2 separate regions of the Homo sapiens genome follow, and region 2 is linked to region 1. The links are chromatin loops, found by intact Hi-C in ENCODE. Cell type or tissue: HepG2. All regions are shown on one strand. Region 1 overlaps THADA (THADA armadillo repeat containing). Region 2 overlaps THADA (THADA armadillo repeat containing).

The links. Peaks named below come from ENCODE experiments on the same cell type or tissue, not always from the same donor. Only the 100,000 strongest peaks of a DNase experiment are listed, where the experiment ranks them.
Region 2: a loop joins it to region 1, with 2.2 times the contacts of the local background. A loop is called at or near these places in 1 of 110 quality-filtered maps.

Annotation. Positions count from the first base shown.
Region 1 is chr2:43,373,706-43,378,705 of GRCh38, reverse strand. The region is part of intron 29 of THADA (THADA armadillo repeat containing); the gene reads left to right. Among named protein-coding and RNA genes, the nearest start is that of LINC01126, 150 kb to the right of the region's middle. In HepG2, no CTCF peak of the experiment used is centred here; DNase peaks (open chromatin) are centred at 2,095 and 2,695; H3K4me3 peaks cover 979 bases.
Region 2 is chr2:43,448,375-43,453,374 of GRCh38, reverse strand. The region is part of intron 26 of THADA (THADA armadillo repeat containing); the gene reads left to right. Among named protein-coding and RNA genes, the nearest start is that of THADA, 150 kb to the left of the region's middle. In HepG2, no CTCF peak of the experiment used is centred here; a DNase peak (open chromatin) is centred at 1,924.

The sequences.
Region 1 (5,000 bases):
TGAACCCTGGAAGTGGAGGTTGCAGTGAGCCCAGATCATGCCACTGCACTCCAGCCTGGGCAACAAAGCAAGACTCCATCTCAAAAAGAAAAAAGAAGATACTATTATATTGTCTATGACATCTGTTATTATAATAAGACAGCTATCATCAGTTTGATTGTCATTCCTTTGTAGATTATCTAGTTTTTGTGGCATTTAAGATTTTTCTGTTATTGATGGCTTACAGTTTTATTATGATGTTCCTAGGTGATCATTAGTTATATTAACTATACTCAAGACTTGGTGAAGTCCTTTAATATGAACTAATATCTTTATTAAATTCCAGAATATTCTTTATCTCCGTTTCTTTGAATATTGCCATTTCACAGTTCTGTCCAATTTTTATCTCTGGGCTTGATTCTTGATTATTTCCTCAGATGTATTTTCTAGTTCACTGATTCCATTTTCAGTTGCTTATGTCTAGTGACACAGGTGAAATAAGTACTTCATTCTGTCATGGAATTTTCTACTTCAATGAAGGTGTCTCTTCCCCATCCCACCCTGAGATCTGCCTCTTATTTTCTCATGGTAATTATGTTTACTTCTGTCTTTTAGTCTTTTCATTATCTCTTTGATTGTTTTCTATTAATTTTTTCTTAAATGCCCAACATCACCTCTGCAATATTTTCTCCAAAATCTATGACCTCAGTCTAATCATGTGAAAATACTATACAAACCCAAATTGAGGGACATTCTACAAGGTATCTGTTTACCTTAGTCTTTTTCAAGTTACTGGTTTTCTGTAGTTCCTGGAATGTGAATTCTGCCTTTTGCGGTGTCTGGTGCCTTTCCCAAGGGTTGTAATTCTTTTTTAGCTCATCTTCAGGAACAGTTTTTCCTGGCAGTCCCCTGTGCACTGGATGGTAGAGGCAGTTGTCTCTGGTAGTTTTGTGTTTAACCTTTTAGGGCCCTTTCTATAGATTTCATAGGTCAAGACCCAGCATTATGTAAATTTCTTGTTCCTATACTGCATAAGCCTCTCTCAAACCTGAAATTTTGATTGCTCATAAGGAACAAATTTTTCACCTCTGGCCGCAAGGTAACTAGATTCTTTGCCATATCCCCGATCAGATGATGGAGCTTTCTAGTGAGTAGAACAGTTTTTCATCGCTGTAAGCTTTGCACAGTGCTCTCAGCTCAGCATCTAATTCCCCTGTGGGTCACTGCACCTCATCTATCACCCTGGCTCTAAGTTCCTTCTTTATATCTGGCATTTGGAGATTCCCTTTCTTGCCATTGAGCTTGGTATATTTAACACATTTTTTCCTTAAAAAAAAAATCTATGTCTAAAGAGGAGGGGGAAACATCATATGTCACCTCAGTCAAGCATTGACTGAATTTTCAAATCCCTTGTTGTGAATTAGTTATCAGGTTGATCCCCCTTCCAGGCCTGTGGTAATGGCACATATAAGAGCATATTAATTATTCAAGTAGGAAAGGACCGTTATCTAAACTCTAAACAATTCTAAACAATTTATAATTTTGCCAAAGGCATTTGCAGACTCCTCCACAGGTAGCTCAGAGGAGATGCTATTGTTTATCCCAACTCCCCACAGCCGCCTTCTCTTTCCACGATATTGTGCCACTCCCGGGGCTATGTTCTGCCCAAGAATAGGTCGTGTTGAGTCATAGAATTTTAAACCTGTGGGTGGCCTGTGAGCCGTGTACTCCATGAATGGGAAAACAGACCTGAGGAGGTGACCTGAATTTTTTGAGGCTGAGGACCGTGCCTTACTCACCACTTAAAACTCCCAGTGTCTGACACTGGCTCCAGCACATAGTAGGGGCTCTTGAAATGTTGGCTGCATATGAAGTCACACAGTCATTTAGGAGCCAGACCCCATGAATCTTAATTCCCTGGACAAACTCATTCTAGGCCACCCTACTTTCTAGTCATCTCACATAAAGAAACAGATTTTGTTTGCCTCAGAGTAGTGATGGGTAGAGATAAGTGTGTTGTAATGTATCTAGGTTGCCAGAGCCTCTGCGAAGCCCTTCTGAATGTCAGTCATTACTGACATTTGACTTAATTCGAGTGTGGTATTTGGGGCTCAGAAACCTAGTAAGAGTCTTTGCTGTTGATTCCAAGCAGGTGTTAAGTGTTTTGCTTCTAAGTGAGACAGAAATAGGCTTCATTCATTTAACATGTGGCCTTCAGTAACTGAGACGGAATGTTTAGAATACAGATCTTTATCGTTGTCTGAGGGCATCCTAGTAAATCTCTAACATCACATGTAGTTTGGGAAAGGGACATTGCTTCTGTGTATTTTCAGCTATAGAATTAAAGAAAGTTTTGAAAATGACTTAAGCCAAATGGAGACCATTTTTTGAAGAGCAGATGGTTCTCTGTTTTAAAAATGTTGGCTCAATTGTCTTAGGTGTTTGTAGAAAACAAATAATCATAAAGAGGGTATTACTTCAGGAGTGCATACAGCAGAGTGTCCTTGTGTCTTGACTGTCTGAATGTAGTAAGACAGGGGAAGCCATGTACATTCTGAACTGTATCTTTATATACACCTAATAAAATAGAAGAGAGCATTACTGGTTATGTGTAGAATCCTTGGAGAGGCCAGAGAGGAGGGATGTTCTGTTTTCTACAGGTACAACTTTAACCATGCTGTAAATATTGGCTCTGAGGGTTTCACAATGTTTATCTGGCTTCAGGGGCCCCTTTTAGTCTGAAACAGCTTGCAGGTGGGTGGTGTTTCTTGTGTTGGGTTGTGAACACTGACACTGATTTCACGAAATTCTCTTGCAAAATGCTTTTGCATGTTTGTGCTTTGTTTTATTCCTTTTCTTGGAGACCTTCATAGTGCAGGCCCTGGGCTGATTTTCCTTTGCTGTCTTAACACTGTCAGCAGTTCTGTAACAAGATTAAAGGGATACCTCAGTTTTCAAAAATAGAAGTTCAGGAGGTTTACTGCCCAGCAGAGGAAAGTCAGAATAACCAGCGTTATATTCTTTTGGCCTACAGATTTTTCAGTTTCCTAAAATTGTGACCTTGTATTTAGAAAAAGAAAACATTTACAAAATTTTCCTCTGTGTAAAATTATTTTGAAGTGCATGCTAGCTTCACTTTAACGCTACTCTTTTGGAAAGAATTTTGTGTAAGGTGCATTCATCTTAGATGTCATCCAGTAATTGAAAAGCTAAGAAGCTACAATGATGAAGTATAAATCAGACAGGGACCCCAAGTATACTTATCATTTTAAAATTAAGAAGAATAGAGAGAAAATACTGTGTTATATTATACTTACTTCATTCCTACTTGGTATACAGTTTGTGATCTTGCAGTGTTTATTGCTCCATTGATAGTTTCATTGACAAACTGGATTATGTGGTGGCTAGAGGATGATATAATAGAAAGAAGTTTTGGATCCAGGCAGACAGTCCTGGACTTGATATTCTCTTTCCCCATTTTCTAGATACTTGCTAGGGCAAGTCACTTAAACTCTGAACTGAAGCTTACCCATCTGCAAAATAATAACGCATAATTGGCAACGATGCTGTAAGGAATAGAGATGTTACATGTACAAATTCCCAGTATAGTGGCTGGCATGATATAGTTTCTTAATAAATGGTAACTATCATTTGCATAGTTTTTCTGGTTTTTTTTTTCTTTTTGGTCCACGACCATTTATTAGAAAATAAATCTTACCTCCCCAGACTGAAAGCTGTCTTTGTCATACACTGAGTTTCAGTATATAGTTGCTCTTATTTTCCAGATTTTTGGTCTTTTCCTTTGAACAATTTGTTTATTCATACACCAGTTGCTCATAGTAGCTTTACAATATGTGTTTTACAATTTGGTGTAGACTAATTCCCCTTCAGTATTATTTTTTCAATATTTTATGAACTTTAAATCAATTTGTATAGTCGCCTACCTTTTATTGTCATTTTTAAAATTAGGATCACACTAAACTAATATGTTAACTTATTAACTATATATAACATATTTAATTATGTGTTATTTAGTGGTTTATGCCATTCCATTTGTTTGTATCCTTATATGTCATCAACAGCATTACATTTTAAAGGTTCCTTCGTATAGAATGCATTTTAAAAATATTTCTTATTGCTGTTATCAGTGGGTACTTTTATTGGTTATATCTTTTGATAGTGCTATTTTACTTTTGAAAATGATTGACTTCTGTATATTTGCTTTGTAATAATACTATTAGTCCTCACTTCTATTGCACTAACTCTGGGTCAAACACTTAGATGCACTTACATATATTTGCTGATTGAATCCTCATAACGGTTCTAGAAAGTGAATACTATTTTACAGTGAAGAAACTGAGGCTCATATAGCTAGAAAGTGGCAGATCCAGAGTTCAGAACCTGTATTCCTAACTTCAGTACCATACTGTACCGTGTCACCTAACTCTCATTTGCTGTATTATTTGTAAAGATCTTTTGTGCACTAATATGTTTTCCGTTGATTCTCTTGGGCTTTCCCCAAGAATATTACATGTTTTTGATTGGGCTGAATATTATAAAGATGTCAGTTTTCTCCAAACATAGGCTTAATGCATGTCCAATAAAAATTTTAACTTTTTAAACTTTCACTTGATAGTGTAATTCCAAAATTCCAAAATTGATGTGCAACAATAAATAGTAAGGATCAATGAAATGTTTTTTGATTGAGATTGTGTTGCATCTGTCAAGCAATTTGGGGAAAACTGACATTGTTAAAGTATAATTTCATAAAGGTAAAATCACTCTCAGGCAAATATAAAATGAACATGCATGTAAGATTTTATTTAACTCATTAATTAATAAGGGAACTAGAAAGATGTTGTGATCAATACAAAGAACATCTGTTGGTAATATTAGAAATGAGTTTTCCTGGTGTATTCCAATAGAGAGTTTAAATACTTATTAGACTTGGGCAGGCTCATTGGCTCATGCCTGTAATCCTAGCACTTTGGGAGGCCGAGGTGGACAGATCACATGAGGCC
Region 2 (5,000 bases), 75 kb before region 1:
AATCCAGCCAATCTGTTGAAAATTATCCTATTATTTGAGTACTTCCAGGCAGTTCTTCAGAAGGAAGACTAATTCCTGCAGTCTGAGATGGATGTCCACTTCTTAAGGGACTCTTTTCCATACTTCTGCAGCTGAGGAAAATCACACCTTGTATCCTGAGTCTTATTTCTTCTAATTGTGAATTTGGGAAAATATGTGTATACCAGACATCACATCATACCTATAGACAGCATTGTGTCTTAATTGGGAGTGTAACATTTGCCTGGTGACTACTTGGGTTTTTTGTTTGTTTGTTTATTTTTCTTGTAAATAAGTCTCAGCCTGAGTGTTCACAGACTTACAAAAAGCATCGGTTCACTGGGGAAAAGTGAAGCATTTAGCCTGAATAAGAACAAATACACACACTCTTTTCTGGTTTGATTTGCACGGGAGTTAGATGTTTTTTTGGGGGTGGGTGGAGGGTAGTAAGGGATATTCTAGTATATTAGGAAGAGTCTCTTAATTTGAATACAGGAGAGACAGGAGACTTATTGGACCCAATGGAATTATCTGTGGTCCAGTGATCTCCAAAAATGCTTTGTAACAGCAGATGATTAGATTTTAAAAGATCAGTTTAGCTGGCAGTTTGCCTGTTCATCTACTCCCATAAATTCAGTGGGTGGGCCTGACTCAGTGTGTCGGAGTAGAAGCTCAGGTGAGGAACCTTAATCTAACCTGACCAGGCTGATTGACAGCAGTGGAGAGACTGCCATACAACCAAACCATGGGGACACATGAACTTCTTTGGAAACTGGCCTGTCTGGGTCACAGTGTGTCCTCTGCTTGTTAAGAAGATGCCTGGCACAGCAGTAGTTAGATTACTTGTAAAATAGAAACCTTGGAATGTCTAATGACTAGATTGGGAAATAAGATAATTGGATTCTAGTTCTGTATTTACCTCCAAGCTGTATTTTGATGTTGGGAGACTCACTTCATTTCCTTGGGTATCAGTTTTCTCATCTGTAAAAGGAAATGAGTACAGTCATTTGAAAATACTTCTAGTTTTATTATGTTCCTTGAAATATGGGACTATTGGCACCACCCCCTCACTTGAACAATATGAGTTGGCATATTAATATTAATCTTAGTTAAAAGTGTTAGCTGAACAAAATGATAGAAACAAAAAAAAATTATTTGAGAATATTGGACCTTATGCTAAATTAGTCTATTCACTTTTAATGAATGAAAGAGGAATTGTTGGGCAATTTCTTTTTTCTTTCTTTCTTTCTGAGATGGAGTCTCGCTCTGTCACCAAGGCTGGAGTGCAGTGGTGCTATCTCAGCTCACTGCAACCTCTACCTCCTGGGTTCAAGTGGTTCTCCTGCCTCAGCCTCCCGAGTAGCTGGGACTACAGGTATGCGCCATCACGCCCGGCTAATTTTTGTATTTTTAGTAGAGACAGGGTTTCACCACGTTGGCCAGGCGGGTCTTGAACCCCTGACCTCAGGTGATTGACCTGCCTCAGCCTCCCGAAGTGCTGGGATTACAGGCGTGAGCCACTGAGCCCAGCCTGTGATTTCTTGATAGTATAGTAGATGAGACAAATGTAGTACTGTTTGAACTGTTGGCATGTTTAGTACACATTCCTGACTAAGGTTATGTGATGCTCTTTAGAATTAACAAAGAAGAGTTTCTGTAATCTTGTATATATCTTTAGAGTCAGGTTGATTAACATGGAACCCCTATGGCTGAAAAAGAAGGGGCAGGATTTGTGGGAAGTTCTAAAAAAAATAGCAAGAAGATAGCAAATATTTACTAATGCCTCCTATGTACTAGACACCATTCTGGGTGCTGGGATCAGAGCAGAAATTAGATAGTCTTTAGTCTCAGGGAGCTAACATCCTAGTGAGAGGAGATGGACTTTAAACATGTTTCAGTAAAACAACAGTAACTGTTAATGTTATGAAAAAGTAAAATTGGTATTGTAGGGAATAATGGACAGTGGGGGATGGAATGTGCTTCTGTAGGTTGGAAAGATAGGGATAATAGGAAATGAGGAAATAAGGAGTGTGGATAGCTGTTCAGAGTTTCACTTTAGAGTTTCTAAAGCCATCAAGCTCTAAACTTTGCCTCTGGAGCTCGTGGTGGCAGTTCAGGATCTGTGCTTGCCTAAGGATAAGAGAGAGGCCAAACTGTTGATCACTTGCCTCAATCCTGCTTCAACCAGAACAGCTCTGGTTTCTTTGTTTTAATTTAATAGCATATTTTTTATTGTGGTAAAATACACATAACATAAAATTTACCATCTTAACCATTTTTAAGTATATGGTTCAATGATATTAACTATATTTATATTCTTGTGTAACCATTACCACCATTTATGTTCAGAATTCCTTTTATTTTGCAAAACTGAAACTCTATACTCCTTAATAACTCTTCATTCCCCTTTTCCTCCAGTGCCCCAGTAACCACCATTCTACTTTCTGTCTCTATGAATTTGACTGTTCTAGCTACCTCATAGAAAGGAAATCATACAGTGTTTGTCTTTTGTGACTGGCTTATTTATAGCCACCCCTGCTGTCTTCCGTTACTATTTATATGGAATATATTTTCCCATGATTTTACTTTTAATCTATTTGTGTCCCTAGAGCTAAAGCAAGTCTCTTGTAAACAGCATATAGTTGGATCATGTTTTTTTTTATCCATTCTGCCAATCTCTTGTCTTGTGGTTGGTGAGTTTAATCCTTTACATTTAAAGTAGTTACTAATGAGAGACTTACTTGTGTAATTTGGCTATTTGTTTTCTATATGCCTTATAGCTTTTTTTTAATGTTTAGTTTATTTTTTGCTGTGAAATGTTTTAATTTCCTCATCATTTCCTTTGTGTGTTTGTGTATATTCTATAACTATTTTCTTTGTGGCTGCCATGGGTTTCAATTTAATATTCTAAGGTTGTAACATTCTAATTTGAATTTATACCACCTTAACTTCAGTAGTATACAAAAACTCTGCTCCTATATGGCTTCGTCTCTACCCCCTTTCAGTTACCGATGTCACAGATTTATATCTTTATACAGTTGTGTCCAAAACATTAGTAGTTGTTTTATTTTTGTGCATAAATCTCTTAATTTATGTAGAAAACAAAGTATGAAGTTATAATAATACTGGTTTTTAATCTAATAATAGTTTTTAAAAATATGCTAGTCTCTTAAATTTTTGTAGATTACAAAAAGTGGAGTTATAAACCAGAGTTACAATGATCCTAGCTTTTGTAACTCCCCATGTATTTCCCTTTACTGAGATCTTTATTTTTCATGTGACTTCAAGTTCCTGTCCAGTGTCCTTTTATTTCAGCTTTCAGGACTCTTTTTATATTTCTTGCAGGGCAAGTCTAGTGGTACTGAACTCACTTAGTTTTTATTTATCTGGGAATGTCTTATTTTCTCCCTCACAGTTGAAGGACCGTTTGCCAGGTATTGGATTCTTGGTTAACAGGTTTTTTTGTTTGTTTCTTTCAGCACTTTGAATATATCAGCCCACTGCCTTCTAGCCTCCAAAGTTTATAAGAAATTGGCTGATAATCTTATTCAGGACCGTTTGCATGTAACAAGTCACTTTTTCTTTTTTAAGACGGGGTCTTGCCCTGTCACCCAGCTTGGAGTGCAGTGGTGCAATCACAGCCCACTGCAGCTTTGACCTCCTGGGTTCAAGTGATTCTCCCACCTCAGCTTCCCAAGTAGCTGGGAACACAGGAGCACACCACCATGACTGGCTAATTTTAAAAATTCTTTGTAGAGATGGGGTCTCACCATGTTGCCCGGGCTTCTCTTTCTGCTTTCAAGCTTATCTCTTTGTCTTTGTCTTTTGACAGTTTGATTTTAATGTGTGTGGGTCTTTTTTAGTTTATCCTATCTGGAGTTTATTGAGCTTCTTGGATGTTTATATTCCTGTCTTTCATCAAACTTGGGAAGTTTTGGTCATTATTTCTTTAGATAATCTCTTTACCTCTTTCTCTCTCTCTCTTCTCCTTCTAGAACTCCCATAATGTTTGTTCACCTGATGGTGTTCCACAGGTCCCTTGGACTTATTCACATTTCTTTAATCTTTTTTTTGTTCCTCAGACTCAATAATTTCCCTTGTCTTATCTTCAGGTTCATTGATTATTTCCTTTACCTACTCAGATATGCCTTCGAATCCCTCTAATGAATTTTTTACTTCAGTTCTTGTACATTTTAGTGGTAGGTATTTTTATGTTTCTTTTTAGGTTTCTATCTATTTATTAATATTTTCATTTTGTTCATGTATCATTTTCTTGACTTTCTCCATGTCTTCTTTTAGTTTTTTGAACAGCTTCAAGATACTTGTTTTAAAGCCTTTGTCTCTACCATCAAGTCTTTCTCAGGGCCAGTTCCTGTTGGGTTCCCCGCCCCCCCTTTGAATTGGCTATCTTTCCCTGTTTCTTTGTATGCCTAGCAGGGTTTTGTTTGTTTGTTTTGTTGTTGTTGTTGGAAACAGGATGCTTGAATCTAATAGTGTAGTAACTCTGGAAATCAGGTTCTCCCTCTTTCTCAGGGTTTGCTGATTTCTGATTTTACTTTTGTTGTTTGATTGTGGTAGGCTTTGTCTGTGTCAGGGGGTCTGCCTGATGTGTAAGCTTAAGTTTTTCTCAGGTCTTTTTTGAGCCTGCACCTTTCATTGGGTGTGTGTGGTAACCTTCTACATTCCCCTGATATGTGGTTACTTTTGAATGTCCTAGACTTTAAATATCTGTCTTCTGAAAGTGGGAAAAGAGAAAAATGAAGAAGAAAATAAAAGCAAAAAAAAAAAAAAAAAAAGAAAGGAAGAAAAGTGAATTGCCCTTTAAATTCCTTGCAAGTTGCTTCAGCCTGAGGGGAGGGGTTTGTAACTGTGCTAAGAGGGTTGCAACAATGGCTGCCTGCCTATGTGTTTGTATCTCCAAGATCAGAACAGCAACCATTGATCAAAGCACAGATCCCCAGATTTTTGGAGGACGGGATCCT